Regions from separate parts of the Mus musculus genome. Here regions 2, 3, 4 and 5 are each linked to region 1. Evidence: chromatin loops called from intact Hi-C (ENCODE). Cell type or tissue: heart. All regions are shown on one strand. Links, peaks and the distances in the headings refer to the core of each region. The heading gives the core; the rest is flanking DNA. Region 1 holds the start of Zfat (zinc finger and AT hook domain containing). Region 2 has its middle 54 kb from the start of Mir30d. Region 3 has its middle 18 kb from the start of Mir30d. Region 4 holds the start of Mir30d (microRNA 30d). Region 5 has its middle 75 kb from the start of Mir30d.

The links. Peaks named below come from ENCODE experiments on the same cell type or tissue, not always from the same donor. Only the 100,000 strongest peaks of a DNase experiment are listed, where the experiment ranks them.
Region 2: a loop joins it to region 1, with 3 times the contacts of the local background. A loop is called at or near these places in 6 of 42 quality-filtered maps.
Region 3: a loop joins it to region 1, with 5 times the contacts of the local background. A loop is called at or near these places in 28 of 42 quality-filtered maps.
Region 4: it touches region 1 in a loop (2.8-fold over the local background); 10 of 42 quality-filtered maps call a loop at or near these places.
Region 5: it touches region 1 in a loop (3-fold over the local background); 15 of 42 quality-filtered maps call a loop at or near these places.

Annotation. Positions count from the first base shown.
Region 1 is chr15:68,254,466-68,260,997 of GRCm38, reverse strand. Zfat (zinc finger and AT hook domain containing) reads left to right here and starts at 2,142. Exons shown (of 16, transcript NM_001145888.1): 1 at 2,142-2,330. The coding sequence starts at 2,312. In heart, for the core only: CTCF peaks have their summits at 2,625 and 4,532 (motif pointing left); DNase peaks (open chromatin) are centred at 2,067 and 2,427; H3K4me3 peaks cover 2,247 bases; H3K27ac peaks cover 2,863 bases.
Region 2 is chr15:68,392,453-68,398,984 of GRCm38, reverse strand. No RefSeq gene overlaps it. Among named protein-coding and RNA genes, the nearest start is that of Mir30d, 54 kb to the right of the region's middle. In heart, for the core only: a CTCF peak has its summit at 3,987 (motif pointing right); no DNase peak of the experiment used is centred there.
Region 3 is chr15:68,355,836-68,362,367 of GRCm38, reverse strand. No RefSeq gene overlaps it. Among named protein-coding and RNA genes, the nearest start is that of Mir30d, 18 kb to the right of the region's middle. In heart, for the core only: no CTCF peak of the experiment used is centred there; no DNase peak of the experiment used is centred there; H3K4me3 peaks cover 451 bases; H3K27ac peaks cover 662 bases.
Region 4 is chr15:68,339,377-68,345,908 of GRCm38, reverse strand. It overlaps Mir30d (microRNA 30d), which reads left to right and starts at 4,620; the gene lies at 4,620-4,701. In heart, for the core only: a CTCF peak has its summit at 3,092; a DNase peak (open chromatin) is centred at 3,158.
Region 5 is chr15:68,412,897-68,419,428 of GRCm38, reverse strand. No RefSeq gene overlaps it. Among named protein-coding and RNA genes, the nearest start is that of Mir30d, 75 kb to the right of the region's middle. In heart, for the core only: a CTCF peak has its summit at 3,716 (motif pointing right); no DNase peak of the experiment used is centred there; H3K27me3 peaks cover 478 bases.

The DNA.
Region 1 (6,532 bases), core at 679-5,678:
CGCTAGGTGTGGTGGGCTTGTGATCTTAGTGCTGAGCGAGACAGGAGGATCCTAGGGGTTCATTGGCCAGCCAGGCTAGTCAGACAATGAGTTTCAGGTTCAGCAAGAGGCCCTATCTCAAAACATGAGGTACACAACAATAGAGAAGACTGAAAGCTAGCCTCTGCCTTCTAAGTGCACACTCATGTCCCCATCTGAAAGTGTGAGCCACACAAGAAGGTGAGGAAGCAACTGTGGTGTCTCCATTCACAAAACTGCCTTCCGTCCCTTTCCTTACTAATTTCCTCCTTCTTGGGACCAGCCTGGGAAAAGATATGCAATAAGTCTTTTTTGAAAAAATGAGTAGATTTAAGGAAGGAATAGTGGAGAAAAATCACAGCCACCCCTCACCCCCTCAAGACCACATCTACAGTCAGTTTTTTTTTTTTTCTTCTTCTTCTTCTTAAAAAAAATTTGGCTTTACTGTTTGGGAGCCATTGAGTTTTGAGATATATGTTAACTAGCTTCATTTCCAAAACTGATTTTGGCTACAACATTCAAGAGCAATCGACCCACCTGCTAATCAATCAATAGTATTTCAGTGCTGCTTTTTAAGAAAGGCAGCCCAGCACAAAACCAGTATTGTCAGCAACCAGCACAACTCACATGTCCTGACAGAAAATTAGTGTAAATATTTGGAGTTCTAAAAAGGAAATCACATCAATGCAGCATTCTGGTTAGTTCATTTTCAAATGAAAGATGTTACTGTTCCCCTGCCACGCAGCCCTCCCTGAGGCAGAAGTTAGTGGAGGTGAAGCAACAACTTCCTGATTCTCCTCACATTGTGTCTACCGGCATCTGGTGGGTTGTGGAAAGGTGGGGCCACACACTTCATGGACTGTCTATGTGATCTCAAAAAAGCTACACAACCTTCCTGAACACCTGTCCTTTGCTCACCTGCCCACTGAAATAAAGATGTTTTTAAATATGTACTAAACAGAAGAATGAAGAATTAGACCAGTCATCTTAAGGTTCACTGCCCAAAGGCACGTCAACGTTTCTGGTTTTTGTTTTTAAAAAAGTGAACAAAATGAATGAGCTCATTCAGTCGTTCAGTAGCATTACTATGAAATCTGTGATGGGTAGGCAAAGACTAAAAGACCCAGGGGCCTTTGTGACAGGACCCTCTCTCCGCTCGGCAAACTCAGTCCATGGCAGAAAGGGGTAGCAAACAGTTATGCGCAACTGAATGTGAAGAAGTAATAAACACATGACCTCGACCTGTGGGGGTAAGAGAGAGGAACCTAGAGCTGTCTGAGGAGCACTCCAAGCTAAACACTACAGAAGGACTATACTCAGCATTTCACCAGCACTGTAAAAACAAACCAGGGCTGCCCAGACGCCGGTCATTTCCGTCCTGCTTCTTTTAACATTTTTCTCTTGTTTCTGTATGTGTGGAGTACTTTTTTACAATGGCTAATTTAAAAACCTTTCTAAAAGATAGCTTTACCAGCACAAGTACGACTGTTATTATTATATATATACTTAATTGGCCAACTCTAAAACTCATTCCCAGTTTCGAATGCTAAAAAGCTGACCAAGATAGGTAGGGATAAGGGACTTCGATGTCGGTAGAAATATATTCTATCAAAGTTACGTGGAACAGACGCTTCCTGCAGCGTGCGGAGGGGGCTCTAAGCTCCTAACATAAAAAACGGAAAGGTGGTCACTGAGCTTCCAAAAAAAAAAAAAAAAAAAAAAAAAAAAAAGATGTGCGAGGCACTGTCACTTCCAACCCGGCTCGTCCCGGACCCTGGGAGAGCCTGCCTGGGCCAACTACACCTAGTCAACCCGACCGGCAACTTGGGAAACTGAGCCCCGGAAAAGCTAGTATGCAAAGGGGCGCACTAGCCTGCCCACTCGCAGCCGTCCCCGCACGGAAGAGGATTCAGGACATTCCGGGTCCTGACTCCCACGTCCCAGGATCACAGCGTCCCGCCCCGGGCGTGGCCCAAAACAGCGCGCAGAACGCCGGGACGAGAGGCCGGCACCTAGGGTAGCCGCGAGCATGCGCACTGTGCCTTGCGTGCCGAGGGCGGTTCCCCGCGACCGACGTCGCTACGTAGGCGTCGGATCCCCGGGGAGAGGAGGGCGAAGACTCCATCCGCCATGTTGGATGCCGCAGATTCGCCATAACCTCTCCGGCTCTTTCCCTAAAAAAATCAAAATAAAGAGCGAAGTTTCCTCAGGGTGTCCGACTTTCTCGCTCAGCCCGGGAGGGAGCCGGGAAGAGCCCGAGGCTTTTTTTTTCCTCCGCCGTGGGGGCGTTGCCATGGAGACGCGGACGGCAGGTGAGCGGGGATGGGGGTTGGGGCGCGGCGGGGTGGGGGTGGGGCGCGGCGCCGCGCGGGAAACCGCTCGTGGTGTGCAGTGGGGAGGCCGCGCGCAGACTCGGGCCGGCGGAGGGATCCACGGGCGGGCGGAGCGCCGACGTCGCAGCGTTCTGCGGCCCACGTTTGGAAGCTGGCTTGATCCTGCCGCAGGAAAGAAAAAAAAGGGAGGCGGTGGAGAGCAAGCGAGGGGAGCGCCCTGCGCGCCTGGGGAGCAGTTTCCAGGGCTGTGGGCGGTGCCAGGGCGCCCGCCAGCGGCCATCCGCGGGCGTCTGGCTGCATAGGTGTTCGAGTCCCGTTGCCTGCCGCTGTTTGTGTGAGCTTTGAGTTGGCTTCTTGCTTAGTCAACAGTTTCGTAAAGTAGATGACTTCCCCTTCCCAGTGATCAACCCCGTGTTCTTAGCCAGGACGTGCTTCAAGTCCAGCCTTCTCTAGTGACCTTCAGAGGGAGCGGCCAATGAGAGAGATGGGCTTTATCACGGGTGACCCTGTCCCATGCAAGTAGTCATTTGCCTTCTGTCTTTGGCCCAGTGCTGTAGGGCATTGTCCTCGTGCGCTTGAACGAAGTGGCTCCAGGCCACTTCCTCCAGGCAGCCCTCAGACTGTCTAGCCAGAAGCTGCTTTAGCTGGTCTCATTGGAAGGGTAGACTTTTCACTTAACCCCTGGTGACTCCCCTTAACCTTAAGCTTGTGACCTCTAGCCTGTGATTGACACCAATTTAGACTCTTGGACCCTGACTTCCGAGGGTCGCTGCCAGTGTCTCCTGGTTGTTCTTAGTTGGTCATTCACTGAAGAAGAGAAAAGTTGAGAGCCCAGATTCCTGACAGTGGAGCTTTAAAGAGATCGGACTTCTGGCTTGGAAAACAATGTGAACCATATGTTTGCTTGGCCTTTGTCACTGTCCCCTGGAATTCAGACAGGCTCTTAGTAGGGGTGACCTTCTATTGAATGACTGAGTGAAGGAGCTGCTGATCATTTGTACACGTCACTGTGGTTTCCTGCTGGAGCCTGGGTCCATCCATACAGGGGACAGAAAACTCACGTTCCTGGGGCTTACCTCCACTACTCTCCACCTTTAGCTTTGGAACCTATCACTTGATCTGTGAAATTAGTGTTGGTGCTACAGAGTGGCTATAGGTCAAAGGGACACACAACAAGCCCCAAACAGGTTATCTTTCTGTTTTCCAGCCATGACAAGTGAAGAAGGCTCATAGTTTGAACAAAATGTATTTCTGTCAGCTCGTTTCTGGGAAATTTCCCGTTTTGGTGTTGGAAAGGCGGCTTTGGGTGGTAAACAGGCTGGGTGGTCATTGCCCCAGTTCCAGCTCTGTTCTGTGTGTGTTCCAGCTCTGTTCTGTGTTGGTCTCTTTTTCATGGTATCTTTTGCTTTGGGTGCAAAGGTTTCTGCTTCTTTCTTTTCCCACCTTGTAGTGTACACAACAGCTTCTCAGCTATCGCTGTCTTGAAGGAGAATCTAGTGGCTGCTCAGAGCAGGCCTAGTCAGAGTTGGGTGATTACACTGTTTCTCCTCCTCTCATTTTCTTTTATAGATGTCTCATGCATGCTGCCCCTGAAAACCTCTCTATCAAGATGGGTCAGTTTAATAGAGGGGGATTTAGCCTAATGGTTTGTCCCTTGTCACCTGTTGGGGTTGTTAAGCTTTCAGCGTGTCAAACTTTCCAGGGGCAGGTACTCCCTTCAGAGGCAGTCTCTCACTGTTCACAGCTTTGCTGGAGAGAGCCGCTCCTGAGAGACTCTGAGAGCTCCTGAGAGCTCCTGAGGCAGGGGCTGTGACCCTTGTGCTTGAGGCCCATGTGTTGTGCCTCTACCTTGCTCACACTGGTGGCACTCCAGATGGTTTTCATAACAACACACTGTCACCATGCATTTGCTTTGGGAAGTGTGTGTGGATGGAAAGGTGGGGTGAAGTTTGGTTATAATTTTTTTTTTTTCCGAGACAGAATTTTCCAAGAAGCATCCCACATGATTATGATTTTTTTTTTTTTTTTTGTTCTGAAGGGGAAAAAAGTAACTTTGGAGTGGGGAATAGTGAACATTTTAAAACATATATTGTAGATTCAAAGTTGGCTTAAAAAACATAAAATATACATGGTGGCTTACAACCATCTATAATGGGATCCAGTGCCCTCTTCTGGTGTGTCTGAAGACAGCTACAGTGTACTCATGTAAATAAATAAACAATTAAAAAAACATAAAATATAAAAACAAATGAATTTGCTTCTGAAAAGACAATGCTTGGCACACCGATGTCAAACAGGGCCTTGAAGTTGAGTAGCAGAATTGTCTTTGTTCTTTTTAAAGTTTTGAAAATCGTAAGTTGATAGTTATACCTGTGCTTGTGGCACTCACAGCCCTGCAATTTATGAGCACAATGGGGAATAATTAGGTTAATCCAGTCTGGCACCTTTTTTTGTCATCATTTCTTGAGGTGAGAACATTTGAAATGTACTCTTTTAGTGGGTTTTTGAAGTGAAAAATACATTATTTATTCTGTTCACTATGCCATGCAGAATATCATACAGAACGTGAAAACATAGTTTTGCTAATAGAGGCTTGCCTCGTGCCCTGCCTCCCTTTCTCTCAGACCCCATTCTGTTCTCTCCATCTGTGAGGTCTGTTGCTTCAGCTCCACCTGCCTATCTACAAAGGCAGAGCCATTCTCTGTGCTCACATTGCACGCTCTCTTCATCCGCTCATGGACACTTAGGGTGCTTCTTCACCTGGGCTCTTATTACTTTTTTGATGAACATGGAAGTTCAGATGCCCCTCTGCCAACTGGTTTAGAATATTCTCCTTCCTTTAACTCTAGGTCAACTGGCATTGCAACGTATTGACCTCTGGAATCTGGTGCCTTTGTGTTCCAGCCTGTCTGGATAGAAACCAGATGAGTAGGTGGGGACCTTGCCTCAGAGGATAGTGGACAAAGCTGCAGGCCCTCTGGATAGGAAGGTGACATTGTCTCACCATAAGGAGAGGAACCTGGAGCCAAAGAGCATAGGGAGTGTGGGGCATTGGGCGATGCACAGACAGGCTGGTCTCCAGTTGAGCTGAGGTCTGAACCCCAGAAATGGTGATAATTCACCTACAAAACACTGTAGGTGTTCCTTTATGCTCCTGGAACTCTGGCCCCTGCCTAAGTTACTCCCCCCCCCCATCCCCCACAAGAGAAGCATGGTTAGAAGTCACATAGGCAATGACCCAAGCTTCTGACCTTCAGGCTAAACTCCTCCCCAGTTACCTAGCAACAGTGAAGACCATAAAAAGGGCTGTTCAGCCCCTGCTTGCTCTCTTACTTTTTACTCTCTTATTTGTCTCTCTTACCTCTCTTAACCCTCACTCTCACCCCCTCTTTCCTCTCTCTTTGTCTTCTCCTCTCTTCTCTCTCCCTCTTACTCTCTTTCTCTCTAGCCTTCTCTCCCCCCCCCCCACCCCCTTTCTACCTTCTCCCTTTCCCCCTGCCTTTCTATAATACAGCTCTAAAACCATAGAATGTCTCTGGTCATCAAGGCCCATTGCGCTTAGAGGATGGGACAGGCTTTCTCCTAATGAGAAATCTAATCTCCTGTTAGAAGGCCTTCCTGTGCTCCAGTCAAGATCCACTGCACTCACTCTCGCTGCACTCACTCTCACAGGTGTTGGGAACCTCTTCCCTCATCCCTCTCTCCCATAACCCTGGTGGCTTTAGCAAAGTAGCTCCGGGAATCCCCCAGGTAGGGCTGCCCCTTGGCTACCCCCTGAAGAGTGGGTCAGAGGCTTGAATGCCCACCTAGGGATGAGTGGAAGGTAGCTAGCAGCCCTCCCACCCCTGAAAGACCAGAGAATAGGTAAAACTCTGGTGGGGTATGGGCTTCCCCTCCCCTTCTTCTCCGGGCCCTCTTTTTAGTTCCCAACAAGGGAGCTTGGGGTATGTGGCACCAAAATGAGGTGAGGGACCTGGAGCCAAGGAGCATAGAGAGCTTGTGGTATCTGGCACTGCTCTGTCACCAGTCTCTAGCTAGCCAGATTTTTGGTGTCCATATTGCTCCATTGTTGCCAATGGGCCTTCATGAACTGCCGTTTCTCATACCTTTAGGTCTGTTCTTAGTCTTTAGTGGCAGGTCCCTATCTTTCAGATACTGGCCAAACTATGAAACTGTCTCTT
Region 2 (6,532 bases), core at 1,068-6,067, 140 kb before region 1:
CTGTCTCTGTTTCTTAATGAAGTTTTCACCTGGGTGTATTTTAGTCTATGACCAGGTATTGTCTTTTTTTTAAGGATTTTTTTATTTTACCTATGTGAGTACACTGTCACTGTCTTCAGAAATACCAGAAGAGGACATCAGATCTCATTACACTCATTACAGATGGTTGTGAGCCACCATATGGTTGCTAGGAATTGAACTCAGGACCTCTGGAAAAGCAGACGATGCTCTTAACCACTGACCTATCTCTCCACCCCATCTAGGTATCGTCTTGCTAAGGTAAGATTTGAATGGAAAGAATCCCAGAGACTAAGGATCAGAGAAGCCAGGAGATGGGAGGCCTTAAAAGTCTTTCAACCAACTGGTCTTTCAACCAATATAAGTTTCTGATTTCTCAATCAAAATATTAGCAAAGTAGACTAATAGATGTTAGAGTTATGGCCAATGACTGCTTAAATCCACCTATAATAATAAGAAAGGGGGCACAATAATTGGGGCCAAACCCAAGCAACCTGTTGAGAGAAGTTGTTGCTCCTATGTGCCAATCTATTTTACCATGTATTATAGTTAGAGGGTCCATTTGTGGAAGTTACTGATTCCATTCCTTTACTTCATACATTCAGAAGACATGATTTGCCCACCCTCCAAACACCTTTAGAAGTTAGGCCATCTCTATTGCTCCAAGCAATGAGTTACATTACCACTAGAGGTCCTAGACCCAATAGATAACTTCCTAGAAAGTTCAGGCAACACTTGTGACCATTTTGGCAGTCTGGCCCACTGCTTTTGAAATTACACTCTCTTTTGAAAAGGACAGGTCATTTATCCTGGTCTTAGTATTTCAAAACACAAGATACCTCAGGGCACCAAATTCAACAGTCCTTAAATTAATCCCTGGGGATTTCCTGAACATGGCCATGACTGTCACACTCATATTCCAGATGAGGTCTTCCAGAGTAAGGGTTATATCTGAGATAATGGGAGATAACATGAAATAGATAGCATAAACTCAAGAGCAAAGCAGAATTCGTGAGATGTACTCTCTTTTAAAATCAAAAGATCAACTTTGAGCAAACAAAAACGACCCTGTTTCAAATGAGAAGAGGGACTACAAGGCCACTGACTAAGAAAGCAATTCCACTGCAGCCATCAAGGAGGGAACACTCACAGCTAAAGAGTCCTCCATGGAGCAAGTATCTCAAAGCACAGAGAGTCTATGGCAGGACACAGGAGGTATGTTCATGGAAACAGTATTGTTTGTGGAATGGGAAACCTATGCTTGAATCTCAGCTCTGATGCTTCTTCTATGTGTCCTTAACAACTTTACCAGTCTCTTTAAGGTTCATTACTGCCACCAAAACAAATGGGAATGACAAATTCAGTATACGGCCAGCACACTAGAAGCAAGTGGAAAATAAAATTAAACACAGATGAGTTACTGTGTAGAGTTACTACTTCTACACAGTAACTACAAAAATAGTATGTAGAAAAAAATTTTATAATAGCATCTATGGGTTGTAATGCCTGTCAATTATGATACACTTTTAGTATTGATTAGTATTGATAAAGACATTGGCCTTAAGAGCCTATATTTCTTGCAGTTTCATAGATGCCCAGTCTTTTTTTTTTTAGATGCCCAGTCTTTAAAGTAAGACAGATGTGTTAGTACAGTGCTTCCTGTAAATATAATGAACACTTCAGACAATAAATTTACGTTTATTCTGGCTCTTGGATTCTGAGACTCTAGTCCATGTTCAAGTGGATCCATTGCTTTTCCAACTTTCATTGAGGCTACCTAAAAGCAATGGAAGGGGTGTATTCCAACACTGTTCACCTCGTGGCCAAGAAGCCATGTGAAAAATGGGAGGAGGGTCCCACAATCCCCTCCAAAACCATTCTTTCAATGACCTAACAACATCTCACTAGGCTTAATTTCTGAAAGGTTCCACCATCTCCCAACAATACCAATCTGGAAAGGTATCCCTTTAATACATAGACATGAGAGGAGAATTTGAGATCCAAATGTCACGGATCCGATGCCTGCAGTCTTTACTTTTCCAGAATCCAATGGGTTCATCTGGCAGTAACAATACACTAATATCTTTTCTTTCCTCTTTTTAAGAAACTCTCCATGGTAATCTATCTCTGAAGTTCAAATGAGGCCTGCCCATCTGCCACACTCACTCCAGTGAAGTCTGAGTGACAGGCCTAAAAGCCTGGATGCAGTCCCACGGCAAAGAGTTTCACGGAAACTTAGCCTCCTGGAACCTTGCCATTCTCATAGCACATATGTTCCAAACTTGTCCCCGCATTAGTCGGGTGTATGGATCTATGTGCTTTCTTTCAGTATCTTTTATTATAAGTGCCTTTAAGGATTGATTTTTGACATATAGCTAAATTAGATTAGCCTCCACCAGTGTTCCAATGTCCTAGGCCGTCCTTGAGCAGAGCCTGAGCTTGGAATTCAGTTAGAATGTTACCTATTCAGTAACATTCAAAATTACCTCTAATAGAGTAAAAAAGTAATCAGGCATTACAATTTACTTGAATAGAGCTAGAAATCTCAGGGCTAGTCTACATAGTAAATACTTAGAACAATTGCTGGAGTCACTCCCATACACAGGAATTTACAATGGCCTAGGAAGAAGGTGGGTTGCGGTTTTAGGAGGAACTGAAGTATTATTCATGAAAGGGTTAGTAAAACGGAATTCCCCTGGTGCATGTTTTCACTAGGCCCAGAGGAATAGCATAATCAGATATTTACTAAAGGAGCCCTGGTGGTGGGTTTAACAATAGACTAGCATTTCATCAGACCATTCATTCACCTGACTCCTGTGTTTAGCTGATCTTAAAACAGGGCTGTTCCTATCTCAGTTGTAAACACTGCCTGGCTCCCCCTAGCCTTTTATGTATGCACTTTCTTTGTTTTGTGTAAAGAACCAATATGCATCTCGATGTACCTTGGCGGATGTATTCGCCTAACTTTCTTGTTTTTATTCTGTATTATAAGTCTGGTGCTTGCTTGGAAAAATTACATTCAGATACATCACTCTCTCTGTGTCCGTGTCTGTTTGTCACCCTTTTTGCTGTCTCCTGCCCACCTGTACCAGGACCCTGATTTCTCCCACGTATTGAGGGGGATCAACTGAGGCCAGTCCGAGACACCCATCCTACCATCCCATGTTTTAGTAGCAGGCATATGTCCAGCTGAGCATCCACTATGCTGTGAGGCTGAGTGCTGGACCAGACTTTTACCAGAACTATGAGTGAAAGTCATTCCTTTGAATTTGGGTGGCTCCTTGGTCAGCCTGTGCTGAGATCTCTAAGCAGAGAGATAAACACAGGTTCCTCTAGCTTTTATGAGCTCCTTGATGTGTGAGAGCCATATTGCTTCCTACTCCACTCCACTATGAGCAGAGCCCTAACCAAGCCAAGATGCCATGGCTCTCTTAAAACACTATCAAGACTTTATATAATACACATAGACTTAGACTTATGTTCCTAGAGGGCCAGTCTCCTTGTCTGGTTCCTTGATTCAAAAGAATAAAACTGCTACTCTAATATTCTAACCTACTGCTTTAACTTAGTCTTAGATAAGAAAGCCAAGATGCAAGAAAGGAGTAACTAGCTCGCTCCAGGCCACTCACTGACTGAAGCAAATAATATGAATCAGTAACTACAGATTCTCTTCCTCACTACAAGATAGTAATGTCTGACTACCAGTGGAATCCTGGAGCAGAGTCATCACATGCCTGCTGACTATCTCATGTCATAGGTCTTCAAATGAAGGTGACCATTGCAAGCATGTGACCATCCACAGTGCTAATGTCATATACTGATTATCACATGCCACTGACCAGTGCATGTCTGTAAATGTCACATGCAGCTGATCCTTACATGTAGCTGACCCTCATATGACAATCATGCTCCCAATGCTGCTATTGCATGCTTCTAACCTTTGAATGCAGCTGAGCATCATACACAGGAGACCACCAGAGGGAGCTAAGCCTCAAATGACACTGATTCATATGCAACAGAGGATAGCACATAGCTAACCATCACATGCCACATGACCATGAACCATTATATCCAACTGACCATGACATGCTGCACACCATTGCATGCAGCTGACCACGGCAGGCTCCAACTCTCCCTAGACTAGGTAATTTAGAATGCCTTCAGATGCAGGTTGAGCCCCAGCAGTTTCAAAACTTCCTTAAAAGAACCAAATATGAAATTAGGGTGTGAACCCCCTGCTTCCAACATGAAAAATAAAGATGAACATTCACACCCAACTCCAACATACCTTACTAGCATAACATTCAACAGCTTACTCCGCCTAGGTATGGTGCAAAGAACAAACTTGGAAAAAAAACATGCTACTTGTCATGAATATCTATTTATTTCTTGTATAAAGTAATGAAAGGAAGTGTTGCATTTCATGGATAACAGAATGGAATCCTCAGTAGTCCTGCATCCAAACTCAGCACCTCATTCTCCAGCCTCTCAGATTAAACAAACAGTCCTTTAGACGATCCAATCAAGTGTCTGCACATGATTGGATGTCTCCTTTAGGGAATGTAAAGCATTCAAGTGTGTCTGTAAAAATTCCTTGTAAGGGATGCAGTATACTGATAAGTCCACCCCTGTTTTTTTCTAAATACGCATGCCATCGCTAGGTGTGTTCACCTTGTTTCACCTTGTCCTCTGTGACTTGGCTGACTGCTTCTCCATTCTCCACCCAGTACAGGAACAGTGGCATGCCTCAGTCTTGCCGGTGCTTACTAATATCACCTCTGTGCCCCAAACTCTATACTGAAGATTTAGGGATTTCAAGGACAAAAGAGATGAAACCAAGATGAGAGTGGGTAAAGTTATGTCAAATAATGAGTAGTCAAATGACAGAAGACAAATAGATTAATTTCTATTTCTAATGAAAGTGCTGTGATAAATATCACAATTAAAGCCACAGCTTCACTTGTTAAGTGCCTGCCATGTGCCAGTACCTCTCTGATATTGCACCTGTCTGATGGCATTTGACAGAGCACCAGTATTGGGTAGCTGGATATCATTTATCCACAAGTCAATGGAGAAAATCAGAGTATCCAACAATTTACAAACCTTGGCTCATTAGCAGCCACAACAACAGTGGCTCTTGGGTCTATTTCATTTCAAGCATATGGGAAGTGGTCCTCCATTGGGTTCACCCACAGAGCTCCAAGGCAATAGCAGTAAAGGAGTTGATATGAGAAAACAAGGTTAACGCTGCAGAGGGTCTTATACAGAGAGGCACTCAAGCTTTGATCACATTAAATAAATACAGAAGGTAAGGAAAGTGCTAAGGAAAATGTAAGAAAGACTATGCAAGGACTGTAATGTGTTCTTTGTATATACATCACTTGCTTAGCACATGTGAAACCTTGACGGCCACCCCTAGCACAATGAACTAGAAAGATGAGGGAGGGAGGGAGGGAGGGAGGGAGGGAGGGAGGGAGGGAGGGAGGGAGGGAGGGATCGAGAAAGGAAAGAAAGAAGATGGAAAAGGAAGGATTGAAGAGGGAGTAGGGGAGAATGAGAATCTCAGAATTGTTTATGAATGTAATGTGACAGTGGGAACAGATGAAATACTGACACCGCCTAGCACCTGACGCTTTCTTCAAAGCTCTGCCTTTGGAGTCTAGTAGCTGGAAGTGATTTATGTTGTAGGGGCCAAAAACCCCATCAAATCATCCTAACTGGGTGACTAAGTACCATTCAAGTGAAGACATTCCTCCACAGTCAAAAGAAAAAAGAGTAAGCAGACCTGGGATTCAAACTCCTATGCTGAGCCAGAACCCTAAAATAGCTGGGTACCTCACACTGCCCTGTCCCATGACGTTTAATGAAGCCTCACTTAAGATGCAGGAACAGCATCTAAGCCACAGTCTACCAGTGCAGGGCATCCATTGAGAGGACAAGTGTAGCTTTCCTGAGGCTCAGGAAAATGCCTAGATCCTGTCCCACCAACCACCCCGACCCCACTGTGGAGATTCTAAAAGACAGATTGGCAAGAAGCAATGGCCATCAAGACAACAAAACACCTTCTTGTTATTACCTGTGCTGGAAGCTAGTAACCAAATTCTGTATTCTCCAGTTAAGATTACTTAAAGCAGAGAGGTTAGACCCAGAGCTAAATGCTACTCCTACCGAAAAACAAAAACAAAAAAGTCTCTCTCTGTCTTGTTTCAGAAATAAGATTATGGGGTTGGGTGCTGGAACTCCATATTTAAGAGCATTTCCTGCTCTTGGAAAGAACCTAGGTTCAGTTTCCAGTTACCACCTGGCAGCTCACAACCACCTGAAACTCTAGTTCTAAGAGGTCCAATGCTCGTTTCTAATCTTTATGTGCAGTAGGCACACAATGGTATACATACATACATACATACATACATACATACATACATACATGCAAGAAAAGCACTCCCACAAGTAAAAAATTAAGATAGTAGCTCTAAAAATTGTTACTAGCACTATGCTAGACACAAATGCCCTA
Region 3 (6,532 bases), core at 937-5,936, 100 kb before region 1:
TGTGCAGGAAATAGGTTAATCTCTCCCTCTCGCACGCCGGCCGACAACTGATTCTTGCCGGTTGCACTTTAAAAAATAAATGCAAACGCTCCGAAATGCGGTAGCGTCTGGGTGAAGTTTCAGGTGTCAGGCTCCACGTTTCACGGGAAGAAACGAGAAGACACCGGAGTACTTGATAGGCTCCGGCACCCCCAGCTTTGGGGCTGGTCCGAGCAGAGTTTAGTTTTGGCTGGCAAGGTTAAGTAATCACGTTGACCCAGTGCCACCCATCAGTGCACAGCTTCCCTCAGAGGAACTCGGGACTCTTCCAACCCAGGTCTTTTCGGACTGTCAGTCGCTAATCCGGACCTTCCTTTCTTCATGGATACATGTTTTGTTTTGTTTTGTTTTTTCTTTCTTTTTAGTTTTAGCAGGATCATAATGCGCGCATGGATCCTGCCTCCTTCTCAGACATTAAAGTGATTTTCCTACATGAACGGCTCTCCAGGAGATGACTTTGAGAATACCAGGCACGCACTCGGACCTGGTGTGCCTTTATTTGGGAGTTTGGAAATTTCCAGTGTAGTGTGTTCAGATTGATAAGAGATGCCTCACCCCCCCCCCCCCAGTAAAAACCAGTCTAAACAGGTGCCAGGTGTATATTAAACTTTAGAAGACTCCCCGGTTTGTGAAAGGTGTAGTGGGTTATAGTGAAGGAACAGCCAGAAGGACACCCTTCTGTAAATTTGATGTAAGTTAGAAGGCTTAGTAAATTCAAGTTTTGATTCTCACCCTGAGCATTTCTGATATATGAGTGCTTTTCCTTTTAATTCTGAATATATGATTGTCACTTTCAAAAAGTTCTCTCAGTGGAGAACCCTCACTCTGAAATTGAGTCCCTGTGGTGTGGCATGAAGCCCAGCCCTGGAGGTTCTCGGAGAAGGAAGGGAAGGTTAGTAGGCCATCTTGTTACTTGTTCCTCAGCAGTCAGTGTTGTACCTCCTCCTAATCTTGCTTCCACTGGCCCTTACAGACAAGGATCTGCATACTATCCTGTAGTTGGGTGATTAGTTGTCACAACCTCCAAACAGTTCCTGTAACATATAAGGAATTTTGTTTGTTTGGTTTTCCTGACTCTTCATAAAGGGAACTAAAGATAGAGGCAGTGGCCCTTATTCAACATAACCCCCTGGTATAGGCTCATTGACCTTGCTGACTTCACAGAAGTCACGTGTTTATGGAACTCAACAGTTCTTGGACCTTTTACTCCAGGTGATGAGGACCCATGGGGAAGAAACTTGAGATAATAATGTCTCCATTTTCCAAAGTCATTTTATTTGAGTGTTTATTGTGAACAATGCCAAAAATAAAGTGACTTTTTTATGAAGTACATTTCTGCTTATACTTTAAAACCACTTAATTATGTTTCAAATTTGCTGGTGTTGCTTGCATATTCTACTATATAAGAACAGTTGGTTAGGGGCTAACAGTTTTCCGAGCTTGCTTGAGGGGAAATAGGAAAACAGTAATGCTGCAGTGAGGTAGAGGGGGAGAGGAAAGCAGCTGTCCTCCACTTTAAGAAATTGGATATTTTAAAGTTTAAGGTTACAAAACAAGTTAAGTAGTTGTTAGTTCAATGAGAATTTTACAGAGCAGGGTACCTTCAAGTCTGCTTAAATAGTACTTAGTAAATGTTGTTTGACTTATGAAATTTGTTTGTTGGACAATTTAGTAAGAGAATTCTGGCATCTCCATGGCTTATGAATGTTTCCTTGAATATGGCTATCACACATTACCTGGGGACAGAGTTGAATTCATTGTCCATATTTTCATGCATCAATTAATGAGTGGAAAGTTTGTCATCTGATTTAAGCTGTACCATTTAAGGAGTCACATTGAAACGTAGTTCAAATTGTTTCACTATTCAGTCAAGTTTTACCATAGATTTGACAAGAATCCCACTCTAGGTAGTTAGTGGTGTCTCAAAATCACCTTGTGGCAAGATTCTCACTAGGAGGTAGTCCTGCAGCAGAGGCCAACAATCGGTTATACCCAGACATGAGTAAAGTCAAAATAGATTTGGTCTAGGTCCACACACAGTAAAAATGTAACCTTGAAATTTCCCCTGGGTGCACTCTCTTCAGAACTAGAAGCTAGATTTTCCTAAGTAATTTTTAAATTTTGAAGAGAACATTTTTCCTTCTTTCTTTCTTTTTTTCATCAGATTGGTGCCTTAAATTGGTTACTAGAATGGCAAAAGTCTGGTGCAATAGCATGGCGACTTTAATTCTGATACTGTTTTGCTTGTTTATGTAAAAAAAAATTAAAACTAATCTGACAAGAATTTGACTTACAAGCCGGGCAATGGTGGCCCACGCCTTTGATCCTAGCACTTGGGAGGCAGAGGCAGGCGGATTTCTGACTTTAAGGCCAGCCTGGTCTACAGAGTGAGTTCTAGGACAGCCAGGGCTACACGGAGAAACCCTGTCTCGAAGGAAAAAAATAAAAGAATTTGACCTACAGATACAGATCAGCTTAGCCTTTATATTGGGAAAAGAAGCAAGAGGAGGAAATAGCCATAAATGTCCCGGGAGAAAACTAATGCAGATCCATTCTTTACACTGCATGCTTGCCCTGGGTGTGATACCTCATCACCCTGCAATCTCAAGAACCCTTAATAGAAGGGAACTGAAGGGGAAACTAAGCATAGGCACGTGCTAAAAATAAAAATGCCCTAAGAGCACTTAGCATTTTATTTCTGTAAGTGCATCAGGAAGTGAATTATTTTAATACAACTTCAGGATACTGGGCACAGCTTTATTCCTTTTAGCAGATTTGAATATTATAAAGATTAACGAAACAGCTTGTATGATATAGAATTGATTTATGTATGTACACAGATTGTTAATTTCTCAGTTAAAAAATTGACTAAAATGAAGATTGAAAAATAGGTGGTATTAAAAGAAATGTTTTTCTTTTTTTAATCTCAAGGGACTATCTTAAAGGATTATTAATTTCAGAACATGAGGTAAAATATTACATTAGATTTATGATTAGTGAGAACATTTCTTTTTAGATAAAGTCAATAAAGTAGGAATATTACTTCATTTAAAAAATGTTTATGCCAGGATGTGTGAGAATAGCAGTAATAATTAGAAATTTTAATTGGAAATTAAGACTGATTTATCATCTCAATTGAATCATTTAATTCAGTGTCACTTTTTAAATGTCACATAATTTTTCAGTTTCCCAGTGTTGTTTTCTGGAAAATGTAATCAAAGGTTCAAAACAGTGCATGTAAATTCAAGTTGAATAACACTTGCTAAGCATAAAATGTTTCATTCAAACCTGTGGGGCCAAACTACTCTATGGACCTTTTCAGTTTATTTATAACCTGCAGAAATCTAACAGTTAAGAGGTGTTGCTATAAGTATTGTGGAAATTGTGTTTTCTTTCTTCTAAAAGTTTTCTTTCACTATTAAATATTTATGTTTCCAAACTCCATTCATCAAGTGATCATCCTGTCTGTAAGAACAGTAGAATGTTCATTTGAAAAGAGCAACTGTCGTTTTTATTTTCTCCCAGCCATTCCTTCTGGAAAATGGTTTCAAATTTAATTAATATAGTTTATTCAGATGATACTCTAAATTGAATGGTTACTGTGGTTCTATAAACTAGGGGAAAATACATATTTATATTCATATAAATTTTGTCTATGGACTTTTCAAAGGACCCCTAAAATCTTGAGCTTAAGGAGATAGAGGTTGTTCTCTGAAACCTAATTGAATATTTAGATTAGTATGTGAAGCTGGGACCACTTTGTTTTGACTTTACATGTGAGGGATGGTTGTATTTTGGTTCTATGATACTATTTTCAAAATATGTTTTTAGTTTGATTCATAAACAGAAACTTTTCTAAAAGAACACATTATTTTCTTCTTAATGGTTATGTTGATCCTCAGACTTTTATATTTAAAAAGAAGTAGAAAGAGTAATGTATTAAACCTAAGCCTAAATGGCTAATTCATTGGAACATGTGAAATGAATTGTTTTTGTTATAATATAGTTCTCTTTTTCAAATAAATTTTGTTTTGTTTTGGTTTTTGGTTTTGTTTTGGTTTTTCGAGACATGGTTTCTCTGTATAGCCTTGGATGTCCTGGAACTCACTTTGTAGACCAGGTTGGCCTTGAACTCAGAAATCTGCCTGCCTCTGCCTCCCAAGTGCTGGAATTAAAGGCGTGCGCCACCACGCCTGGCTTTCAAATAAATTTATAATGAAATTATTATAATGTAATACTATAATGAAAAATTTTAAAATACTTTTGATAATGTTTTTGATTAAGGTGTGTGTATGCAAACTCAGAAATTTGAGTAATACTTGTTAGACTTCCTAATTATAAAATGTCTAATAAAACCTGTAAGCCAATCTAATATATAGAATTTTGTAGATTCTTTATAATCACAGAAAAGGAACAGTTTACAGATTATATTGTGGTGCAATATAATAATATTGTAAGTATTACTCAAATGATGTACTGAAGGATTTAATTTATGCCTTGTGTATCTCTGTCTCCTTTCAGTAGCTGTGATAGAAGCCATTGGTCACATACACTGAAATAATTTTTCTATAAATATTTTATCTAGAGGAAAAAATTCTGCCTGTAGGTTTGTTTTGTAATTCTTAGTATATGTTAAATGGTGCTTTTTAATGTTTGGTTTTAGCCTATTGTTTTCTTACCCTGTACTCTATAGTACATTCTCCAGTCTTAATGACTGCATTCCTATTTCGATTAGTGTTTTTTTTTTAAGATTAATTTATTTATTTTATATGAGTACACTGTAGCTGTCTTCAGACACTCCAGAAGAGGACATCAGATCCCATTGCACCTGGTTGTCAGCCATCATGTGGTTGCTGGGATTTGAACTCAGGACCTTCAGAAGAGCAGTCGGTGCTCTTAAGAGCCATCTTACCAGCCCTTGATTAGTTTTTAGTATGGAAGTTTGCATGAGGTTTCATTTGAAAGTTGGATTGTGCTTTCTAGAAATGATAACCACTGTAGTTCTGAAGTTTGATCTTACCACTCTACTGTTAACGCATCATGATAATGTGGCTTTATTTATTGTTGTTGCTTGCACTGCTAATAAGACTTTTCTTTATCCAGCTCCTGATTCATTTTTCATCTCTTAATTACTTTCATTACCTTTCCATGTAAACTCTGAATTCTAGTCCTGTATAAATTGTTTTCTGCTCTCTGACTGGAAAAAGGTACTTCTGCCTTTGCACATCAAATCACCACCATCCAGTTAGCCAGACTATTTGATCCTTTAGAACTTTGGTGATATCTCCAGAAAAATACTTGATACATTATTTTATAACTATGACCTGGGAAGAGCAGAAACCATCCAGTTTACCTTGTTTCTATATTGCATGGTGTTCATTCAGTATTCATATAGCTACTGAGTGATTGTATTCAGAATTTGAGAGATAGCAGAACTGCTTTAATGTATACTCGTGTGAATAAAACATCCATTCTGTGGAAAGGAACTAGCAAGTGTCAGGCATTATGCTAAACATAAAAAATGGTACTTAGGAGTACTTACAAAGAATAATAAAGCTTAGAGATTCATTGTTGGGAAACAATAGATTAGATACTAGAGGTTTCTGAGATGTCCTAGAGTTAGTCATCTTATCCTAAAATTTGATTGTGAAAGCACTTTAATAATTCTATACCATTTTGGCTGCCTGTGAAATAGTTTTTCATAAGTGATTAAAGTTAACAGACTCAAAAGGGAATTCAAGTGTCAAAGTATATAATATCCACACTCATAAAGGTTAAAAATGGGCCTGAAGCTATCCATCTAAATTCGTTTCCCCCTGCCTGTTATTAGCTATGTGATATGGCAAACTATTTGATCATTCTCTGCTTCCCTTTCCTCACTTGTAAAATGAAGATGAGTATTACTTGTGAAGAATATGTATGAATTAATACATGTTAAGCACTTAGAAGAATATGTGATATCATGAATACTCCATACAAGATATCATTTTAAAGAAGTACCCAGTCTCAGATTTTACTTTCCTCAGTCGGTTTTTCACAATCAGTTGCAGTCTGAAAATATTAAACTGATAATTTCAGAAATAGTGCATAGGTTTTCATGCCATTCTGTAGCATGATAAAATCTTACACTGTCCCAAGAAGGTGTGACTCATTCTTTTATCCAGGCAATGTATCTGTGCTGTATCTGCTACCTACTACAGTGCAGGCTGTCTCATCACCTATCTAGTATTGCAGTGTGTTTAGCCAGGCACTATTACTTTCTCCATATTGTGTAGTCATTGTGTGATTTCCTATCACATGCTAAGAAAAGTACAGTACAAGAAGATTTATGTGAGACTACCTTAACAAATATTTTATTACAGAATGTCACTATAAGTATCTTACTAGTTTTTATCCTTAATCTTTGCTGTCCCTAATCTGTAAATTAAACATTATCGCTGGGCGTGGTGGCGCACACCTTTAATCCCAGCACTTGGGAGGCAGAGGCAGGTGG
Region 4 (6,532 bases), core at 798-5,797, 85 kb before region 1:
AGCCTGGCTTTGAACTCCTCTTGCCCCATCCTCCCAAGTACCTAGGATTACAGGCCCATGCCAAAAGACCAAGCTAATTCTTGGTTTTTTAAATAATTTCAAAAGGTAACATAGGGACAGTGATCTTTTTGCTTGTTAATTTGTGCATTTTAACTTTATGGCATGCCTAACCCTGAAAAAAACTAGCACATGAAATGAAGTTCATTGTTGGTTTCTAGTCAGAATCTTAAAGACAGCAGAAATTCAGAAAACAACATAAGGGAGTGCTGCTGCAATTAGGGAGGGACCATAGCCTCCTTCTAAGCCTGTGTCTTTCAAGAGCTTAGAATTTTCTATAAAACTTAAACATTAGCTCTTGACCTGGTGTGTTTTATTTTAGCTCTTAAGTCTGTTTTGTAAAGTTTTAATCAAAAGGAAAGATACTTCCTGTCTTCCATACAAAGAATGTTCACATTTGTATTTTTTAGAGCCCATTTCCGTACTCCAGAGTCTGCCTTTTTTGAAATAATATCTTTTATCTACAAAAGACTTTCTGAATTTAAGTATCCATAAGACCAAAATCTGTAAATATGGCATACATTGTTGAGAATATTAGTTGATTCCTGACAACTATATTACATCTGCACAAAATATTAATGACAGCCATTTTTGACAGTCTAATATGGCAGGTGATCTGACATTATCCTTCCCTGGGGTCATGTGAGGATAAAGCTGTTATTCATCTTTCTCTTTCTCTTTCTCTTTTAGGAAGAAGAGAGCTAGAGTTTTAGAATTTTAACTGAGAAAATTAGACTCAAGTTACTAGTCTAAAATATGATGAACACAAATTATATGACTGTCACTCCCTTATTTCATGTGGAAAAGGTGTGGAACGGTGGATGTACTTTCTACAAAGGGTAAATAAGGTAGACAAAGGGAAGACTTGATGTTTAAGGCACCTCCTTCCATACTACACTTGAAAGTGCCAGGTTGTAGAAGAGCTCTGTGCAATAACTAATCATCCTTCTCAGTTAACAGTACAGGTGGCACAGCGGTGGTACAGGAACAGACTCTGGAACCAGGCTCTGTGGGCGGGCTCTGCACAGGTGCCTTTTATTTACAAAAATAGGATGATGCAATTCCTGTCATAGTGTTGGGGATTGAGCAAGTTAATGTATATGAACCAGTAAGTATACAAAGAGTACAGATTATTACTCTTTTTTTTTAATGGATACATGTCTGTTATTTTTCAAGTTGCTGGTTGTAGTGATGTTTTTGTAAACAATTTGACATTTGAACTAGATCTTGAAAGACTTTTAAAAAGTGAAATACAAACAATTCAAAATTATAAGAGCCACATGAATAAAGTAAAGGATGATTTTTATTTCCATTTATTTTATACTGGCCATTTACCTGCCATTGAGCTTTACATTATGTTAGTCATTTCTGGCAATAACTCAGTAAGATAGGTACCTTAAGGGATTTTACAAATGGTAAAAGAGTCACAGAAAAATAGTCATTTTCCCAAAGTCCCAAAGTTAAATGTTCGGCCTAGTTCTGTCAAATTGTAAAGCTCGGGTGGATTCTTAATTACTATCTATAGAGCACTGCCTTCTGAGAACAGACTTTCAGAAGATCGCCCCGAGAGTCTCTGGTTGTGGCTTTGGTAGTCATTTTAGGAAGCCAAGAGAGACATACAACACAGGCCTGTCTTTTCTGAGAACATTGTTGTTCTGCAATTCTGTCAGCTAAGAGTGCTTGTGTATGAACTGGAGTAAGCGTGCTTTGGTTATTGAAGCTTGTACTATTTTCCTTGCTAGAAATGATACAAATTTCCCATTGATATACTGATTGACACCATAGACTTCCCAGTTACCCCTTGTATTGCTGGAAATGGTTCTCTGTGAGTGCCCTTTGCAGCTCCTACATCAAAGAGATGTCTACAGTTGTAGTCCCAGTCTTCAAGCATCATGCTATCATTTAGTGAAGTTTGTTTAAAATGTACTTAGGATAGTCTTCATTTTGCTGCTATTTATTCCTTACTTGTCACGTCTTCTTGTTTTGAAACTACTGGTGAATTGATGATCACTTAGATTTTTTTTTTTTCCCCATCCAAACACCATCCTGGCCTTAACAGAACTTAAAAAAAAAAAAAAAAAAAAAAAAAAAAGCCCCTTCTCCTCTCCTCTTCTAGTAAGTACAGTTATTTCTCTTCCATCCAGTGCCTTACAGCCCTTTCTTTAATGTCATTATTTCTCATAATTCTGAAGTTGAGAAGTTGTGACTCAAAGACCAGTATCTGGTAAAACTTCACAGTGTATCCTCTGATGGCAGAGTAAAGAACAGAGGTGCAGAGAGGTAGTGGGCAGCATATAGTGGGGAGATGGGATGGATTTATACTGTATCAAGGATCCTTCTCCACATAATTCACCCATTTCCTATGTGTTAGCATTACTCTGTTCATTAAGGAAAGACCCTGTAGTTATTTGTCACCCCTTATAGACCTCACCATTATTACCTCTAGCGGTTTTCAAACACATTAACTTTGAGAGGCATATAGAAACCATAACAGTTTCTTATAACAATTGTTTTGGGCTGGAGAGATGGCTCAGCAGTTAAAAGCACTGACTGCTCTTCCAGAGTCTTGAGTTCAAATCCCAGCAACCACATGGTGTCTCACAACCATCTGTAATGAGATCTGATGCCCTCTTCTGGGGTGTCTGAAGACAGCTACAGTGTACTTACATATAATAAATAAATAAATCTTTAAAAAACAAACATAAAACAATGGTGTTGAAAATATCTTCATTATGGATTGTTACATGTTAGTTCTATTAAGGTATCTAAATTATTTTCTACATTGTACAAGAGAAGTTGTGGCAAATGTGGTATAGTATATATCTATGTGAGCATTTTGACAAATTGACTTTATGAAAACCTACAGTTTGATGCACAGCAATACTGTTCCACTAAACATTTTTGTTTGGACATGCATGCCTGTATGTTTTTCTATTTTTGCAAAGTATTGGTAAATGGAAAAGTAACGTGCTACTACTTCTGACATTAAGAAGAGTAATGCACTGTTAGTCAGAGGAGCCCAAGGCCCCCAAGCAATACACCCAGTCACCACTGCTGTTGGTTACCTGCCAGAAATGCTGAAGATACCACATGCCTTGGTCATAGGACTTAGAGAAAATAGTTTGGAACTTGGCTGGAAACTTATTGCTGGCTAGCCTCCATAGTGCTGGGAGGTACTACACAGGCTGATGGGAGAAGCTTATCAACATTCATACTCAGCTATGAATCCTGTGTACAACAGTAGCAGCTAACTAGGGAAAATGAGCCTACTTATGTAATAGTGGCAAATCTGTTATGGGAGTAATCAATTGCTTTCTGATTGGATTTGGTTGATGCCTATTGTATAGGAGGCAATTCACATACAGTTCTGTAAACCTGGTCAAAAGATTTTTGTTGGAAGGTCCTACTGGGACAGTTACTGCTGTTGTGCTAAATGAACATGAGATGCAGCAAAATGTCTTCTAAATAACTGTTTATTTACATAAAATGGTGCTACTATAATAAGCTTTGGTCAGATAAACTTCTTTCAGCATTTTATAAAGATGGCATTGCGACAAAAATCCCTTCATAACTCTAAAGAAAAGATTATCTGGCAAACTCTTCTTAATTGTTTATAAAATATAAACTAAAGACAAAGGGAAAAGTTGTTTAAAGAAAGTTGTAATAATGTACTTGGGTACACCAGTACACCAATGTTACAGGGCATTTTCAGTGGTTAGAATCTTTTACTTTGTAGTATGTATTTAGGAAGTTTGTAATGTTTTAGATTTGCATTAGCTTGTTGAATGTTTATTCTTGTGTGGTGTAGATGCTTGTGTATGACTGTATTTCTTAGAAATCACTGGCTTTTTGTAAACTTAATTGCTTCAATAGACTTTAATTTTTTAAGTTAATTTATATGTCTCAGATTAAAGTTAATCTATAAAGTACAAATTTACTATTATCACTTAATCTTTCTTTTCTCTTTCAGGAAACTAATAGAAGAAACAAAAGCAAAATGTTTCGGTGTTGTTTTGTAAGCAAAGCCAAGGCGGGTATTGTTCCTCTTCTTACCCACTTAGTTCATTTCCATGGCCCACATTCCTAACCTAGTTCAGCTAAGGATAGGGAGGAAGATATTAGAATCTTTCTCAGCATAGAGTTACTGCCAGCAAAACTTGTGTCTAAATTAAGACAGTTTGGTTAATGAGAAACTTCAATTCTAATAGTACTATCACTTAGGACTGTCTGGGAAAACTGAGATGTATGGTCAATCTACTTTTTAGATTGTTATTTATTATTAATTTTGAAATTCTGGATTTGTGGAGAAGAAAGAAAACATATACATCTGGTAGAAAAATGTGTCCATGTGGAGTAACATAGAAAAGTTTGTATTGAATCTTTTCTAATTAGATAATTCAAGAGACATTACTATCTTCCCTTATTAACTAGTATTGTTTACTTTATTGTTTGTCTTTTCCCCCCAAGATGTCACAGTTGTCATTCAGCTCCGCAGTTGTGAAAGTCGGTAGCGGAAGCAATGACTGACCATTTGCTCTGTTCCTTTGTAGCTTGCTGTCAGAAAGTCTGTGTCTGTAAACATCCCCGACTGGAAGCTGTAAGCCACAGCCAAGCTTTCAGTCAGATGTTTGCTGCTACTGGCTCTTCGAATGCATCTTTTGGACAATCTGGCCTAAGGATTGGAGCTGAGGATGCTGAGAAATGCCTGGGATGCATCAGAAATCTTGAGGAGCATTCATTTACTGCTTGCTTCTGCTGGCAGCTTCTAATGTTGGGAGCTGACTAAACATGCTTCTTCTGGCCTTAGAGGATCTGTCTAAAACAAGTTTTAATACTGTTTTTGCCGTGTCAGTACAAGTTTATCCTTTATACCTTTTTCAAATAGGCTAGAGTTTAACTTCCTAACAATCCTGAAAACCAACTTTCTTCCCTATAAACTCTGTAGGTTATTCATGTCTACCACCCACCCAGCAGTCTACAACCTAGGAATTTCAGGTTTCCCTGTACTTAATTTGTATGTAAATGTTTGCTTCCTCCTCCTGTGATGAAACTAATCTTAATCAGAGCGTTCTTCTCAGTCTGGAAATCCCAAACCACTAGACCTCTTCACAACATCTGCTAATGGTTCTGTATGCCCTTGTGGATTAAACTAAGCTACCTGATAGCTTTAGGTTATTGCTTGGCTCCCAGCTGCCTTGGGAGTAGTTGTATTGTTTTCCATTTTTATTTCTCTCCACAATACTAAATAATCTAGGCTTTCTATCATAGACAAAAATTATTGTGAACCAGTGTAATTTCATAACTTACTGAGGTTTTTGATTGATTGGGTTTGGTTTTTGGTTTTGGTTGTTTTTTTTTTTTTTTTTAACTTTTACAATGTTTTCTCACTTACATTTTTCTTTGGGTTACTATTAGCTTTATTTCTTAAGACGTTTGTTTGCTTGTTTGTTTGTTTATTTGTTTGTTTGAGAGAGGGTTTCACTGTGTAGCTCTAGTTGGCCTGTAACTCCTAGAGATCCACCAGCTTTCTAGAGATCCACCAGCTTTCTGCCCGCTTAATGCTGGCATTAAAGGTACACACCACTATACCCAGCAGACATTATTTTCGTTACTATTAAGCTGAGTTAGGTTCAGTTTAGACTTAAAACAGAAGATACAGTTCCTGCCAATCTGATTTCTTATATGCTTCTCCTGGATTAGATTGTAGCCTTTCTGGAGACATGGATATTATGTCTTTATAATTCTGCGTTTTATACCATATGTATAAAATGTGTATATTGATATACAGTACTCTAATAATGATTTTATTCTAATAGTATATTTCCATTTACTTGTTTATTGGTGCTGGAGTTTGAACCTAGTGTTCTTGAACATGCTAAGCAAGCGACCTACTGCTGAGTTGCATTTCCAGTTTTTATTATGGATCCATTTAAGTACTACTTTGTTAGAAAGGTAGTGTGCAAGACTAATTTAAGAGAAGAGCTTGGTTGATCATTTTTGGACAGAGATATTGCTAGGAGCCCATAAAGTTCTCTGTGCCAAGGTAGAGTGTGATGTGTCTTCTGTTAATAGAATTATTTTGTTTGGCCAGGTGGCATTGGTTATTTTCCATAAAACCTTGATGTGTAAGTTAAAATTCAATGGCATGGATAAAAACTACATGGTTTACTTATTTAAAAATTATTTGAAGTGTTTTTTTAAATGGTAAGTCAAATCTAAGCTAAAAGAGGAGGAGTCATTATGCACAAAGCTACCATCCTCTGCTTACCTAGTCTAGTTATCCCTGGATGCTTCAGGGTTAATGCTAGTCTAGTGTGAAACATTTGTTGTGTATTATTCTGCCCTAATGAAAGAAAATCAGAGACCATGTCCGCTTGCGTCCTCAATGTTCTTGGTTCTATGTATTTAAGTACAGCCTTTTCGTCATCTGCAGATGACTTATTTATGTTTTAACTTAAAAACACCACAAACTTCA
Region 5 (6,532 bases), core at 901-5,900, 160 kb before region 1:
AGAAGTCACAAATAGTGCCCTTGGGGGATCTCAAAAACACAGTTAACCTAAGTCTTTGTAAAGTCTAAAGTGCTGCATTAATTGTATCATTTATTTAGAAAAAGATAAAGAAGAAAGTCAACAAACATAATATTTCTATGCCAAATATGAGTTCTAAGTTCCGTACATGAAGGAAAAGTGGAGTGTCATAGAAGAGGGAGGCAAAAATGAAGAGAACAAGTGTAAGAAAAGATGATGGGGTGAATATAATCAAATGGGCATTACAGACATTACATGTATGTGTGGAAACGACATAATGCTTCCCCTTGTTTACATATTTGTATATATATATGTCCAATTTGTACTTTTTCTGCAGGTGTGCTTTCGGTTTCTTTTGTCTTTATACCTGTTTACCAAGAAACATTTGTTCCAATAATTCTTCTTTAATGATTCTGGGAGTCATTGGCCTGTGGCCTTGGGATAATGAGTGTTTGCTTAGGAACCTCTGTGCGTTTGAATGTTTACAGAATTGTGTTCCTTCATTTAACTGTCCTCCATGTTTACCATAAACACAAGCTTTCCTGACCTTGTGACGATTGACGCACTGCCTACGAACTCCCACTCTCCACATCTTAACATCCAAATAGAACAAGAAGGTGCGGATTTTCTTAGCATCGGGAAATAGCCACAGAAATTTCTTCCTCTGAAAGTTCATTTTAAGTAAAGAAAATACACAAAGTGACATGAAATGTTAGCTCTCACAAGTCAGAATCTATAAGTGAGACTCATCAATAAATGCTAACATTGTGGGGCAAATTGGCAAGTAGTATGATTGTTACCTAAGTTTTCACCAGAGTGGTAACTTTGGAGTGGATGGTCTTGGCAGGAAATGGCGTAATCCTCTGATCAATGTTACTCTCCTGATTACATGGAAAATGATCACCTTGTACCTCCTTATACAATGTGCAGTGTGCCGCAAAGAAAAAAAATCACTTCTGTGGTCTTTCTGTCAAGAAGAACCATGACCCCACAAGGAAATGTCAGGCAAACTAAGGAAAATCTACAAAATAATTGCCTTCCATTTTCAAAACTGTCCTTGGCAAAAAAAAAAAAAAAAAAAAAACAACTTGGGAGGTGTCCCAGACTAATGAAGGCTGGCCATGTGGCAGCAAATGCAGGGTGTGAGCTAAGGTTCTAGTCTGCTATGGAGACTGCTCTTGTGACAGTCTGGGGAAGACAATAATTATTTCATCTCACTGTAAATTCTCCAGTGTCGACTTTTATGCTGTGGTCTATGTAAAAGGATGCCTTTGATTTTAGGAATCACATAATGAAGTAATTAGGAAGAAGGGAGCATCGTTTCTGTAATTCATTCTCAACTGGGTCAGAAAGCGAGCGTACCATGTGGGAGAGAGCAGAAGAGTGAGGCAATGTGAGACAGCACTCCGGTGAGCCATCGAAGACGGTATCAGTAATCCCCTGTAGCGAGGGACTGAAGCCCACATGGATATGTACTGTTGGCATAAACACAAACAAAGACCCCAGTTCTTCAGACCCATGAGAGTAGCAAAGCTTTTCCTAGCAGATGCTCAGATGAGACCTCCTGTGGTCTATGTGCGGATATGGATAGTGCAGAAAATGTCTGATATAGCTTTTCCCTCTCCCTAAGATTTCTCTCCTATGGAGAATGCTCCTACTGAGATCAGCTGAACCTGCCTCTGTTCAGTGTATACTGTAAACCCTGCCTCTTTGCAATAAACCTGCCTCCCCGTTCAACTGTGTATAATAAACACACTGTGCCTCCAGTGTACTGCAACTTCTCCATCTTAGAGCCCAGACTACTTATTCCAGCCTCTCTGTGTCTTTCTGTCTGTCTGTCTGTGTATCTGTGTGTCTGTGTGTCTGTGTGTCTGTCATTCTCTCAATCCCCCATCACTCCAGTCAGGGTTCCAGCATTGAAGCCATGCAAATATGCAAGAATTCCCTGAATTAGTTTTGCAACTTTTTTGTAAAATCTAAAACAATGCCAAACAGAGAATAATAAAAAGGCATGATTTCAATTTTGCCTACTCTGTTCCCTCATGCTCCCATAGCACTTTGACCTCTGTTTCCATGGCAACCCTCATCCTCTGAAGTTCTTTCCCTGATTTCCCTACTCTACTTACAGATTCTTTGACGGCTGGCATGCATCTGTTTGAATTCTGTTTCCAAATTTCCTTGGAAGGGGCCTAAATACTAGAACCCTGAATAGAGATTTATCCTTTCCTGCTAAGGGCACCATTAAAATTGAGTGTCTGATTTGACAAAAAGTGGGGGGTTAGGGAGTGACTAGTGAGTGATAGTTTTTCATTTTGAAACAAAAATGCATATTAAACAAGAACAATGTGAATTTTTGCTAATAAAGTAAGAAGAAATCATTTGCATAAATTAAAAGAATGAGTTTTATGTTGTGGGAAATGACTGACTTTTTAAAAATTTTATACACACAAACACACACACACACACATAAATTATTTAACATTTTTTCCTCTCCAAATTGTAGTCTTGTACTTCATTACCTGACCGTCTCCTTTATTGGTCCTCTACTTCATTCTCTCTCCTATCTATCACAACTAACAACTCCAAATAGCTGGCATGTTCATTTGGGAAATTTATCTCTCAACATCACCCCCAGGGCTAACTTTGTTTGCATAATGGTACCCCAAACACTTGCCATACAGCTCTGACCTCATGGTCCATGTCTTTCAGACAGATCCACCAGGCAACAGCATGACAGCTCTGCAGCAGGTTCTGCCTCATTAGTTGAGTAAGCACTGGACCTCTGTGAGTCTTGCCTTCTCCCTTCTGTGGTAGATAAAAGCAATATTTATGCCAGTGTCTCAGTGAGAGAAGTAAATGAGCTGATAAAATTAATATCAACATCAATAGTGCTGGCATTGTTCATGGCAAGTACTTTTATCATAATTTGATACACACTACATTAAGCCTATATCCAGGTTGTCATAATTAATCACAATCACAAGCTTATGAAGCAGATATTTTATCATAATCCCAAAAGTCCCACTCGCAAAGGAAACAGCAGGATTCAAACTTTAGACCCTCTGAAACATGCATTATGCCCAGTAACTTAGCTAACTCCTACTCAGTCCACCACACCGTAAGAACTATTTTCTCCCTTGACACAGAAAACCAAAGCAGTGAAGTATTCTAGGAACTCGGGGGGGGGGGGGTGGTGGTAGGGCAGCAATAGCAGCCAGAGGTGATTTTCCATGCCTGCCCTGAGCATGGTGCCACGTGAATCCCTTTTGAAGGCATGGATGGTGGGACACCTTTTCTGATTCCCTTTCTTTCTGCTCTTAAAACTGGGGGGGAGGGGGGGATGGTAACTCAACTCTGCCTTCTTGATGCTCACAGATGCCTGGGTGGACAGACAAACCCTCACAGATACTGCAGATGCTAGGACGTGAGGACATGGGTTTTCCTTAGGCTGATACGGGTGAGAAAAGGCGTATCTGTGAGTGGAAGCATGTGGAACATACTGCAGGAGAGGTAGATACATGGAATGGAGAGTGATACATAGTTAACATCTTTCTCTCTAACTGCTAACCTTCTGCCATTACCTGACAACTTTCAGATGTGTCAGCCAGGAAAGAGGTGTAAAGGGGACAACCTATCCAGAGCAGCAAATAAGGGGACTTGTGGTTGGGACCTGTGACTGTGACATTCTGTGTGGAGCCACTAGAGGGCAGTTTAACACACGTTGGCATTTAAGAGAGAAATACTTTGTTTAGTCTTGTCTTCTTATTTTGCCAGGAAGGTCTTCAGTAAGGTCTTTTAAGGGCACTTCTCATTTCTGATGATTAGACTAAGGGCTCTGCACACAGAAGTCTTCACTAAAGACGAAGCTATCAACACTGGGACAAAGGATGACAGAGTGACAGACAGGCAGAAGGATGTTAAGCTTGACCTGAGCTCTCCTCCTTTCCCCTATATTCCTAGAAGGGTCCCAGAAACCACGCCAAGGAACATTCCACCTTCTTTGACACATTTCCCTCCCCCCAACCCTCTTCTTTCCTGTCACTGTCTCTGAGCAAACACATTTTAATTGTTCGTGAATATTGATTTTATTGCATTGCACTTATTTGTGCTGTTTTAATTAAGATTTCCCAGTAAGCAATTAAGCATGTCCTGTAGCTTGTCTCTGATGCACCTTCATGAAGGCTGGATTTGCCTATGTCTTTTACCCCATTGGGAAGCCAACATTCATATTTCTGTGGGCCAGAACTGGGCCAATGGTTTCCTTGTCCTTTCATGGACAGAGCCAGGGAACTCCTTGAAGCCAAGGATGTATATAAGACTGTTTAGCACCCTCGGTGACTAATAAAGTGCTGAATACTTGGTGTATGCCCAGTGCCTGAACCTGCTCACAGAGAGAACTAGAGTGAAGAGTAGTGGAGCTGGCTACTCTGCCCTGCCAGGACTCCAGGTACCAAGCCTCATGCCCTTGCCCTTGAGATCTGCACATTCTAGGATGCTTCAACCACAGAGGGGTTGTATCAGAAAGACCATGCTCCTAGCCACTTCCAGCCACCTCCTAATGTACCTGAAATAAACACTACCTCCTCATCATGGCCTCCAAGGCTCTCCGTGGTCCTTCTGGCCTCCTGTCTCACCTGGTCTTCCCCTAGCCATCCCATGCACCACACCTCAACCACACAGTCTCTATCATGAACCACACTTTTCCTCCTCCTAGCCCATGGCTCAGCACAAATAGGTTCCTCTCTCTGGGCCTCTTCTTTTCACCATCCTGTGGCTGGCTCCAGTTCCACGCTCTGATCTCAATTTCAAAGTCTGAAAGGCTTTACTTGTTATCCAGCCCCAAAGAGATATCTGCCATTCCCAACCACACCCCAAGTTAGCATGCGATCAGCTTGTGCCTCGGTTGCTAGCCAGCTAGGTGATAGAATCAAGCTGAAGAAGGGTTCTGTGATACTGTTGACTGAAAGAGTTCCAGTGGCCAGGGTGGCCCAGGTCTGCTGAACAGATGCATCTGGGATGAGAACACAACTTCCCCTAAAATGATGTCTCCCTTCCTAACCTGTCCCCTACCACTGCAGGCCTTCCTGCCTCGGTGAGGTGAGCTGCCAAGAATTTGGCACCAGTCCCAAGATGAGAGGCCTATGCGAAGTGCTGGGCTGACCAACCAGAATGGTGAATTTAAGAGCCAGAAAGTACACCACTTGAAGCACTTTCCTTCTCTTCCTGAGCACTGGGCAGGTAAAAAGCACATTTTAAGCACTGCTGGAATCTAAGACTCTTGGGTCATGTTAGTGATAAGTTTTTGAGTTTATATTGCAAGTATTCCCGCTGACATTTGCTTTCAAATATGCAAACACGATGTTGGGGACAGTATAATCTCACTTCCTTGAATCTATTAGAGGCCCCCTCCCCCCACTTGAGCTGCCCTAAGCAGGAAGCCTGTCAGCCTAACTGCCAACTGGATCATCCCTATGAGAGCAGCAGCCATCCGGAATACTATGCAGATGCCTACAGGTATCTATGGAAAAGATTCTAGCTGACCTCCCTGGCTCCTCGAGGCACAGACCCTGCCAGGACTGTTTAAAGCAGTTTGTACCAGACATCTGGCAATCACAAGCCTGGGTGAACCATTTCCACTTTGGCCAGTTTTAACGCTCTGCATAGCATTTATTTGAGTTCCTTCCCTGGAGGAATTAGAATGACTGGAAGGAAGGCTTTGATTGGTTAAAATTAAAAACAAAAAGACTTATTGATGGTGACTGATACCAAAGGCAAGGCTGTGACTTACAAATGGGTGGCGGGTGCAAACACCCCTTCTCAGGCTATGTAAATAAGCTACTACATAGCTCACTTGCTGGGCTGACTAGGGACACTTTCCTCTGTTGCCTTCCCTAATGTTGCAACGTCAGATCCAATGAAGACGTCTCTTTAGTGGCCTTACTTTGTCTAATTTCAGTAGCACAGATGAATGAGAAAGACAAACAGCAATGGGCAGCAGTGACATGCAGACAGCACAGCAGTGGTAGGGAAACCTGATCACTAACTAGACACCTGTCTTTCCTGTCTTGGACAGTAGCACCATCCTCTGGCCATGGTTTGGACCTACAGACACATGCAGAGTCATAGTGTGGTTCACATGTTCACAGGCCCAGGGTCATGACAATGTGAGACTTCATAGCATATTGAGTGTATACCCAGTACAACCAGGCACCATGCTTATGATTGGGCCGGCTTTTGATACCTGAAGCTGAGCTCCTAAACACTCCAGTGTGCATTCCTGAGCACAAGGCTTCCAAATACAAAAGTATCTGCAACTGGTTGAGAGCCTAAAGAGCCTCAATGACTGGCATAGATCTAGTATCAGTGCCCAAGTGTGGAGCCCTGAACAGCTCTGCTTGTGGCCATGACTGTTATCCAGTTCCTAAATAGTGGGCTAGCCTCTCAGTGTAAAACACCAACACCTCTGATTGCCTGCTGAAGTGGCAGCTGAGATAAGGCCTTGACATCGCCAGTT